Linked DNA regions of Homo sapiens: region 2 is linked to region 1. A link is a loop called in an ENCODE intact Hi-C map of the cell type or tissue named here. Cell type or tissue: HepG2. All regions are shown on one strand. Region 1 overlaps TTC3 (tetratricopeptide repeat domain 3). Region 2 overlaps RIPPLY3 (ripply transcriptional repressor 3).

Evidence for each region. Hi-C counts contacts between places; a loop is a spot of excess contacts. Peaks named below come from ENCODE experiments on the same cell type or tissue, not always from the same donor. Only the 100,000 strongest peaks of a DNase experiment are listed, where the experiment ranks them.
Region 2: it touches region 1 in a loop (5-fold over the local background); 34 of 110 quality-filtered maps call a loop at or near these places.

The regions. Positions count from the first base shown.
Region 1 is chr21:37,080,251-37,085,250 of GRCh38, reverse strand. The region is part of intron 1 of TTC3 (tetratricopeptide repeat domain 3); the gene reads right to left. Among named protein-coding and RNA genes, the nearest start is that of TTC3, 9.5 kb to the right of the region's middle. In HepG2, no CTCF peak of the experiment used is centred here; a DNase peak (open chromatin) is centred at 2,190; H3K4me3 peaks cover 467 bases.
Region 2 is chr21:37,006,999-37,011,998 of GRCh38, reverse strand. It overlaps RIPPLY3 (ripply transcriptional repressor 3), which reads right to left. Exons shown (of 4, transcript NM_018962.3): 2 at 3,776-3,842. Among named protein-coding and RNA genes, the nearest start is that of RIPPLY3, 2.8 kb to the right of the region's middle. RefSeq lists an enhancer at 1,846-1,905. In HepG2, a CTCF peak has its summit at 1,949; a DNase peak (open chromatin) is centred at 1,948; H3K4me3 peaks cover 1,936 bases; H3K27me3 peaks cover 372 bases.

The sequences.
Region 1 (5,000 bases):
TATGAGGTATATGCTAATCTCACTTGTCTTACAAATTTTTTTGGCATAAAATACAGAAAGAGCCAAGAACTGTCACAGCCCACACATCATGGCATCAATTACAATACAATTAATGTGCTCATACCTGGCAGACTGATACTGGTCATTCAAGCCTAGCGAATCTCACTGATAACACACACAGCACCAATTGTACTGTAATTACGACACTGGGGTATATTTTATTTTCTATTTTGTTTTGGTTTGTTTGTTTGTTTGTTTGAGACACAGTCTCACTCTGTCGCCCAGGCTGGAGTGCACTGGCACGATCTCGGCTCACTGCAACCTCCACTTCCCGGGTTCAAGCGATTCTCCTGCCTCAGCCTCCCAAGTAGCTGGGACTACAGGTGCCCACCACCACGCCCAGCTAATTTTTGTATTTTTAGTAGAGACAGGATTTCACCATATTGGCCAGGCTGGTCTTGAACTCCTGACCTTGTGATCCGCCCGCCTCGGCCTCCCAAAGTGCTGGGATTACAGGCGTGAGCCACCGCACCCGGCCTTGTATTTTGTTTTTAACTAGAGAGGCAATGTGACAAAGTGGTTAAGAACAGGGACTCTGCAGCCAAGACTCTGGGCTTGAGTCCTGGCTCTCTTGTTTCCTTGGGTGTGTGATCTTGGGCAAGTTACTTAACCTCTCTGTGCTTCCTCTGTGTTTCCTCGCATATCAAATGGGGATAACGATACTACCTACCTGATCAATCTGTTAATACATGTAAAGAGCTTAGAAGAGTACCAGGTATATGGGAAATGCTATAAATACCAGCTATCATTAACATTAATGTTAGATGAGTATTTTTAAAATCCACTGTTTGGATGCTTCCAGCTAAATAGTCTACCTTAATTGCTAAATCCAAAGAGCACTTTTCAGCTTACAACTTACTTGACGCTGTGGACCACTTCCTCCTCAGAACTCTTCATTTGGACTCCAAAGACCATCTTCTCCTGGTTTTCCTCCTATTCGTCTGGCTGCTCTTCCTCAGTTTCCTTCATGGGTTCTTCTTCTCCATTCCCCGCCACCCAATGTCAACTCTCTTTTCTTCTCACTCTTACTCTCTCCTTGGGTGAATTTATCCACCACACCCATGACTTAACACAGCACTTTCTGAACTTGCATCGTTTGCATAGCTTCACCGTGATTTTTGCCATTTCCATGTATCACATATATTTTTAGTTAATATTTCCCTTTTATTGAGCTCACTTGGCCTAAGTGATAATGTCCATGATTATCAAAGGTTAGATGTGCAAGTTATGTTTCTCATACACATTAAATTCCTATCTATTAAAATTTTTTCAAGTGTTTATCTATGTACCAGTTTAAATTATCTCATATGCACTGCAGTAAACAATGGCTTCCAAAATTCCAAATGCTGAAGACTCCCAAATCCTTCCAGGCGGGGTTGTATCTCTTGACTTCTAGACCCTACTAGAACTACTACAGGATCTTAACCAAGATGTCCCACAAGCCCCTCTGAATCAGGAAGTTCAAAAACAAACATCTTTTCCTCAAAAACAAACATATGAAATGAAGTTCTTTCCTCTTTCTGTATGCTGTTTATCAGTTAATTGTTCTACATGTCATTTTACTGCCCAAACCTAAACCCTGGGAGTCAACCTAGACTCCCCAGTCTCCTTCAATATTTCTGTCCAATGGACCACTAACTCTTGTCATTTCTGCTTCCCTAAGAAATCTAAAATTAGCACACATATACTTCTTCATGCCCAGTGCCACTGCCTTCACTGTTTCTCCTCTGAACTAATTTAACAAGCAGTCTCCTAACTGGTCAGACTTGCCTTCAATCTTGGCATCCTCTAAAACTCTGATCATATCACTTTACTGCTTAAAACCATGCAACAGCTTCCCTTCAGCTTGAGAATAAAGTCCAACTTCCCTAATATAAGCATAGAAGACCTTTTGTGATCTTGCTCCTGCTTTTATCCCCAGTCACTCCACAACACACAACCTAGAAGCCAGTCATACCCAACTGCTTGTCCTTCCTAAACAAAACTTATTCTGCAACCACCTAATGTCTATTAGTTCTTAATACTCAATTTCAGGAAGCATTTCCTGATCTTCCCACTACCATCAAGTTGATTTTTGCACCTCTTCTCTGTAAACAAGAGCACCCTGCCCATGTCTCTGACAGCAGTTTTCACATTGTTTGACCATCACAGGTTTATCTCTGCAGGGTCACTATGGATCCAGAGGATATATTGTGCAATCCATTTGCCATCTGTACTGCTATTTACTTAATACTTTTCTTTAGGATAACTCAAATCTTAACTTAGATGTAAACTAGTTTTAATGGAAATGTTGGTATCACCAAGAAAGCTTGCTTGGTACCATAAAATTTTTTATAATACAATCAAACAAAAATATACTACTAAAATTAAATATTAAAATAAAGAGCTTCTGATCCCATCAGTTATGGTCAACTATACACTCTGGGGGAATGTACTGTTGGGAGGAAAAAGGTATATCCTAGATTAAAAAAAAAAACACTTTTTGGATGTTTTTGCTGAGCTCATAGAAATAGGGGAACATGTGAAGGCACCCTCTCCACGCAAAAGCAACAAACCTTGAGCTAGAAATTAAACCTGGCTACAGTTTAGTGCTACAAGTAGTGGTGCCAAGAGCAGTAATAGGATCAGGACACTGAGCCCTGGGCCAGAAGCAAAATGTAGGAACTCAAAAGTGATGCCAGCTAAACTTTCTGGCTCCCAGACAAAGCTGATAGAAATGCTTTCAGAAAGCAAGCATCCTCAAATTAGACTCTCAAGATCACCACAAAGATCAAACAGAAGTTCATAATCAATGATCACCAAACACATGAGGTGACAGCTACATTGAGGAGAGACAACAGAAAAAAAAACAAAAAAGCAATAAATTTAGACATCCCCCTCCTCAAGGATATCAGACATTGGGAATGTCTGATATAGTCTACAGAATAGCTATAGAGTCACAAAAATCAGCATATAACATGAGAACATGAAGAATGACTGGACATATCAAAAAAGAACCAGGCAGAACTTTTAGAAATTAAAAATGCGGCCGGGCATGGTGGCTCATGCCTGTAATCCCAGCACTCTGGGAGGCCAACGTGAGCAGATGACGAGGTCAGGAGATCGAGACCATCCTGGGTAACACGGTGAAACCCCGTCTCTACTAAAAATACAAAAAAATTAGCCGGGCGTGGTGGCGGGCGCCTGTAGTCCCAGCTACTCGGGAGGCTGAGGCAGGAGAATGGCGTGAACCCGGGAGGCGGAGCTTGCAGTGAGCTGAGATCGCGCCTCTGCACTCCAGCCTGGGCGACAGAGAGAGACTCCATCTTAAAAAAAAAAAAAAAAAGTAATTAAAAATGCAATTGTTAAAAGAAAAAAAAGAGACAGGATGGGTTACAGAGGATATTAGGCACAGTTGAAGAGAAAATTGGTGAACTAAAATATATGCCTTATGAAATTATCCAGCACTGTAAATTCTGGTAAAGAGAAACAAAGAGATAAAAAATATGAAAGATAAAGAATAAGTGATCTGGAAACAGTTTAGTGTATATATATATCCAGTTAAAGTTCCAGCAGGAGAGAAGAGACTAATGAGACATAATATTTAAAGAATACAGGGCTCAGAAACTTCTAGATCTCATGAAAGACAAAATGCAGAATCATGAAACACATGCATCCAAAATAGGATAAATATAATCTCTATCTAGACTTAGAAGTGAAATGATGTAACACAAAAGACAGAAAATCCAATGTAACTAAAAGAAAAATGATATTTTCTTCAAAAAACGCATAAATAGGCTGGGTGCAGTGGCTCACGCCTGTAATCCCAGCACTTTGGGAGGCTGAGGCGGACAGATCACGAGGTCAAGAGATCAAGACCATCCTGGCCAACATGGTGAAACCCCATCTCTACTAAAAATACAAAAATTGGCCAGGCATGGTGGCAGGTGCCTGTAGTCCCAGCTACTTGGGAGTCTGAGGCAGGAGAATCGCTTGAATCCAGGAGGCGGAGGTTGCAATGAGCCAAGATGGCGCCACTGCACTCCAGCCTAACAACACAGCAAGACTCCACCTCAAAAAAAAAAAAAAAAAAAAAAAAAAAGGCATAAATAAAACTGGCAGCACACTTTGTATAAGCAACAGCAGAATAGTATTCCTACCCTACTGACAGAAAAGAAACACCAACCTACAATTGTACATCCATCAAAATGATCTGTCAAGAACAAAGGTAAAATAAAAATACTTTTAGATTTTTTTTAATATCTAAAACTGAGTCAAACACCAACCAAGACACCTGGAACATAACCAATTAAAAGACAGAAGTTGTCTGGTGAGATTAAAAGAAAAATCCAGTAGTATGTCCCTTATAAGAGACACTTAAAATGTAAGGACACTAAAAAAAATCAAAGTAAAATGAAAGAAAAGAATATTCCAGGTAAATTAGCACCAAAAGAAAGACGGGATCAGACAAAAAGCCTCTAAGACAAAGAAGCAAACTTAGAGAAGATCACAATATAGTAAAGGTTCGAGCCACTAGGAAAAAAATGTTAAGCTTGCATGTAGCTAATAAAAGTCTCAAAATACAGAAGAACAAAAATTGTTAGAACTACAGGAAATCTGTTAGAAACTAGTAATGGTGGAATATTGCAACACACTTCTCTCAGTTAATGATAGGATAAACCAAAATTAATAAGGATAAAGACTATCAGAACAACACAAATAACAAGCTTTACCTAATAGACACTTAACAATTACAGAATATATACTCTTCACAAGTGTACACAGAACAGTTCTAATAATTCACTATGTACAAGGCCATAAAGCAAGGGCAAAAAAAAAAAAATGCTAAAAAGATAAAATATTCTCTGGCAACACAAGTAAGAAATCGATAATTAAAGGAAAACAATATAGACACATTTGAAAATTTAAAAATGTCTAAGTAACTCATAAGTCAAAGAAAA
Region 2 (5,000 bases), 73 kb after region 1:
CCTGTAAGGAGCCTCTGCAGACATTACATTTTCCCTGCCATTTTTTTTTTTTTTTTTTTTTTTTTTTTTGAGACGGAGTCTTACTCTGCTCACCCAGGCTGGAGTGCAGTGGTGCGATCTCGGCTCACTGAGATTCTCCTGCCTCAGCCTCCCGAGTAGCTGGGACTACAGGCGCATGCCACCACGCCCGGCTAATTTTTTGTATTTTTAGTAGAGATGGGGTTTCACCGTGTTTCGATCTCCTGATCTCATGATCCGCCCGCCTCGGCCTCCCAAAGTGCTGGGATTACAGGCGTGAGACATCGCGCCCGGCCCCAGCCATATTTTCATAATTCACTGTGATGAGCTAAGAAAGTGATGAGGCTCTTTGAAACCAAATCTTTTCCATAAAGTTGTTCACTCTTTGGGGGATACAGGAAGCTGCTTCTTTGTTAAGCTCTGTTCGTGATTATAAAACACTCCTATTTCCTCAGGCCCTACTTTATGGCCACAAGCAATCTTGCCCTGCTAACGGCTATTTGGCGCCCTGCGATCAGACAGGGCCTAACTCGGCAGTGGCAGGTGTCAGAGAAAGAATAACTTCTGTAAATCGTCCAGTTCTAACTGGACCCTGTTAAAACATTCAGCACACCTTTATCCACTTTAAAAACCTTACCCCACAAACATATGCAGCTTTAAAAGTTTTATGCCAGGCAGGGCGCAGTGGCTCACGCCCGTAATTACCAGCACTGTGGGAGGCGGAGGCAGGAGCATCACGATCTGAGGTCAGGAGTTCGAGACCAGCCTGGCCAACATAGTGAAACCCCCGTCCCTACTACAAATACAAAAATTAGCCGGGCGTGGTGGCGCACGCTTGTAATCCCAGCTACTTGGAGGCTGAGGCAGGCGAATCGCTTGAACCTGGGAGGCAGAGGCTGCAGTGAGCTGAGATTGCAGTGAGCTGAGACTGCACCATTGCACTCCAGCCTGGGCGACAAGAGCGAAACTCCGCCTCAAAAAAAAAAAATGCCATAAATATCCTGATTGTTTTCCAAAAGGATCCTTTGTCTGCTGAGGGAAATGTCTAAATATTCACATTTTATAATGAAACACGAGAACAGAAATGTGCACAACGCAAGCACTGCGTTTAACATATGTGCGAGTGTGTTTTCCTATGAGCCTGAGGACTGACAGGTGCAGAGAGGCTTTCAGTGGGGGTCAGCCTTCTCCTCCCCGTTCGAGTCTCTGACCGGGCTAGGGCTAAGAAGTGGGAGCCTGGCAGATAGGGCAGGCCCAGAAGAACAAACAGTCCCTGATGTTTTCCAGGAAACTGCCTCCCTGACAGTGCCCGCAAGTGGCCAGGAGGGAAACGCAACAGAGATCAAGAAAGGTGCAGGTAGGGGAGGGAGATAGCTCCCTAAGTGTTGTAGGGGCATGAAGTGGGTGAGGGTGACCGTGCTGCTCAGAGTACAGGGCCTTGAGGCCTTCCCTCTGCTTGAGGGTTTTTTGGGTTTTATTTTTGTTTTTGAGACAGGGTCTCATTCTGTCTCCCACGCTGGAATGCAGTGTCCCGATCTCAGCTCACTGCAACCTCTGCCTCCCAGGTTCAAGCGATCCTCCTGCTTCAGCATCCCGAGTAGCTAGGATTACAGGCGCACACCACCACTGCCTGGCTAACTTTTGTATTTTTAGTAGAGACAGGGTTTCACCATGTTCGTGAGGTCAGTCTCGAACTCCTGACCTCAGATGATCCGACCGCCTCGGCCTCCCAAAGTGCTGAGATTACAGGGTGAGCCACGCGCCCGGCCTACTTGAGGTTTTATTCTAGTTTTGCTTTGCTTGCCGGGAGCCCTGGTACAGGTCACCAGGCGTTAGTCCTCTTCACCGCCACTCCAGCCAATGGCATTTTTGAGAAATACAGAAGAGGGCTTGGGAGCTGGGGAATTGTCCTGCTTTGTCGGGCGAGGGCGCTGTTGAGCAAGAAGCGTTCCTTCCCTGCGCTGGGCAGCTCTCGTCGGTGGACTGCAGGGAACCCAGGGCGGTGCACAGTACCAGAGCACAGACTGGCGCTGGTCGCTCTGCGCAACCAGCTGGGCTCTGCAAAGAGCGGGCTCCGGGCTAGGGGTGAGGATTGGCGGGCTCTACAGCCCCCAGGGAACAACCACTCTTCCCACACCCACATCCGTGGACAGAACTACTTCAGCGTGACAGGCTACCTGCTGATCAGCGAGAAAGTTAACGTTTAACATTTCTCTGCAAGTAAATTTTTCTCACAAACGGCCTTATCAAAACAGAAAACAAAACCCAAAACCATCTGTCTTACTTAGGGAGCGTGCTATCGTATTTTTATTCCTGCAAGAAACTGATAGGCTCCACATCCATTTCATTTAAAAGAAAACTGGATAATTGTAAACATCTATATTCTCACACAAGCACCTTTAAATTTTATGTTTAAGAACTAAGTTTGAATGCAAAAGAAGGGATTTTACATTATTTAGATATATGTATAAATAATCGGGGACTAAAAATCATCTCTTGTTAATTGATTTATCTTTTATCTGCTTCCTTCTTTGAAGTAAATTAAAATTCCCAATATTCAGATTAATTTAATAAAGTCGTGTAAATATCAAAATACGGTGAAGGTCTGTTTTCCCACAATCAAGTTTTCTTACCATATTACAAATAACTGCACGTTAGTCCATATAACACGTGTTACGTAAATTCAATACATGGTCTTTCCCAGCCTAATTCTTCAGTGTTTTAAGAGTCATCAAAAAAAAAAAAATTAAGTAAAAGTCATCAATTTATATTTTAAAATGTAACAAAGGAAAGGTAAATTCTATGAAAGCAAGTCATTACATCAGTAAGTATAAAGCAACTGAGTTACCAATGCAGAGTAACAAAAGAATGGTGGAGGTCATTAATCTTGCCCACAAAGCCCTCTGCTTGAGTGTATTTGCTCAGACAACATGAGATACCCCAGGAGTGCTTGACGGGGCTGAAAGTGCTTCAGAAAGGGCCAGACGCGGGGTGGGGGCTTTTAACGGCAACTCTGGGCACCTCAGATGGGGCTCAGTCCTATTTGCTCTGTGGCACCGGCCCAACGCTAATGGTGCTCTAAGCTTTTCTCCAAGGCAAGCGATAGTGGCAGCCTCTCCCCTCCCCTCCCGACCTGTTGCTTTGCAGAAGAAACCGCAACAGGGAGGACATTCCTTATAATTCCCATGAAACGACTACGGTTTTTTTTTTTTTTTTTTTTTTTTGAGATGAGTCTTGCTCTGTCGCCCACACTGGAGTGCAGTGGCATGATCTCGGCTCCCTGCAACCTCCGCCTCCCGGGTTCAAGCGATTCTCCTGCCTCGGCCTCCTAAGTAGCTGGGATTACAGGCGCCTGCCACCATGCCCAGCTAATTTTTATATTTTTAGTAGAGACGGGGTTTCGCCATCTTGGCCAGGCTGGTCACGAACTCCTGACTTCAGGTGATCCACCCGTCTCGGCCTCCCAAAGTGCTGAGATTACAGGCCCGAGCCACCGCGCCCAGCCTACGATTATGCTTTTATAGTGGGTATGCTTTTTTAGGAAGGAGAAGCCACCAGGAGCCCAATCTATAATGCGAGTCAGGTCTGATTAACACCTTACTCATTCAGGTTCCAACTCCCAGACCCCGAGGCGCTCCTGGGTTAGACGCCCAAGGGACGGCCCTGCGCAGAAGGCCATTCACGGTCCCTGTATTTTAAAAGACGATGCCACTTTCTGGCTGGAAGGGTTACCTACAACGCCCGCACTGAACCTTACCGGCCTTCCAGTTCTGGTCAGCTCAGCATCTCCAGGTGTCTGGATCCAAGGTCGCCACGGCGCGGGGCTGGAACGGCAAGCGCCAGGAGAGAGTGAACCCTGGGCACTTCTGCTGCCTTCAAACTATGCCATGAGAGCTATTCTTAGTTCCAGTGTCTGCCTGAAAAAGAGGCACCGGACCCCCCAGGAACTTTCCCTGGAGTTCTCAGGGCTGTGGATAAATTACTGTCATTTGTGTTTTTTCTCTCCTGCTACGTCCCCAGTTCTCTGTCTCCAGTTAAGCTTTGAGAAGGGAGGTCCCGAATCTCACACAATTATCAGGGAACCCATTAGTTGAGAGATTTCTCTCCCTGCAAATCCTGGCTGAATTGTTCAATTCGGGGTTCCCCAACTATAGCTGTCTACTTTGTCCCCGGTTAATTTCAATCACACCACCTTGGTCACGGAAGGAGATTGATTCTACAGAGATGATTTTACAGAGTTGTAGGATGAAAAACAAACAAACAAAAAAAGGGGGCTGGGCGCGGTGGCTCACACCTGTAATCCCAGCACTTTGGGAGGCTGAGGTTACTGGATCACTCGAGGTCAGGAGTTCGAGACCAGCCTGGCCAACATGGCGAAACCCAGTCTCTACTAAAAATACAAAAATTAGCCGGGCGTGGTGGCAGGCGCGTGTAATCCCTGCTACTCAGGAGGCTGAGGCAGGAAAATCGCTTGAACCCGGGAGGCGGAGGTTCCCGTGAGCCGAGATCACGCCATTGCACTCCAGCCTGGGCGACACAGTGAGACCCTGTCTCAAAAAAAAAAAAAAAAAAAAAAAAAAGAGGGAATCTTTCTCCTGCCTGGCTACCTGGCCCATCCGGCCTACCCGGTCCCTTCCCTACCTCCCTGGCTAATTTGATTTCCTACAACGTTACTGTCTTTAAAAGGGTTGGTGCCCAGGGACAGCGAACGCCGAGCCCCCAATCCAGGGACAACAGAAACGGCTACCGAGAAAGTAGCAAGGTGAGAGATTGCCTTTGCAAGGCTGGCTTAGGAGCCCGAGACTGCAGTGTCCCCGGCTGGCTAACTGAGATCTCCTCTACACGGAAGCGTCGGCCCCTTTCCTGGCCAGCTACATCCTGGGCCTCCGCACTTCAGAGCTGTGCGTTGGAACCGGAGAACTGAGCGCCCCTCCCGGGAACCCGGCTGCCGGCTCAGGAGCTTGCTTGGCGTCGCCGTCGAG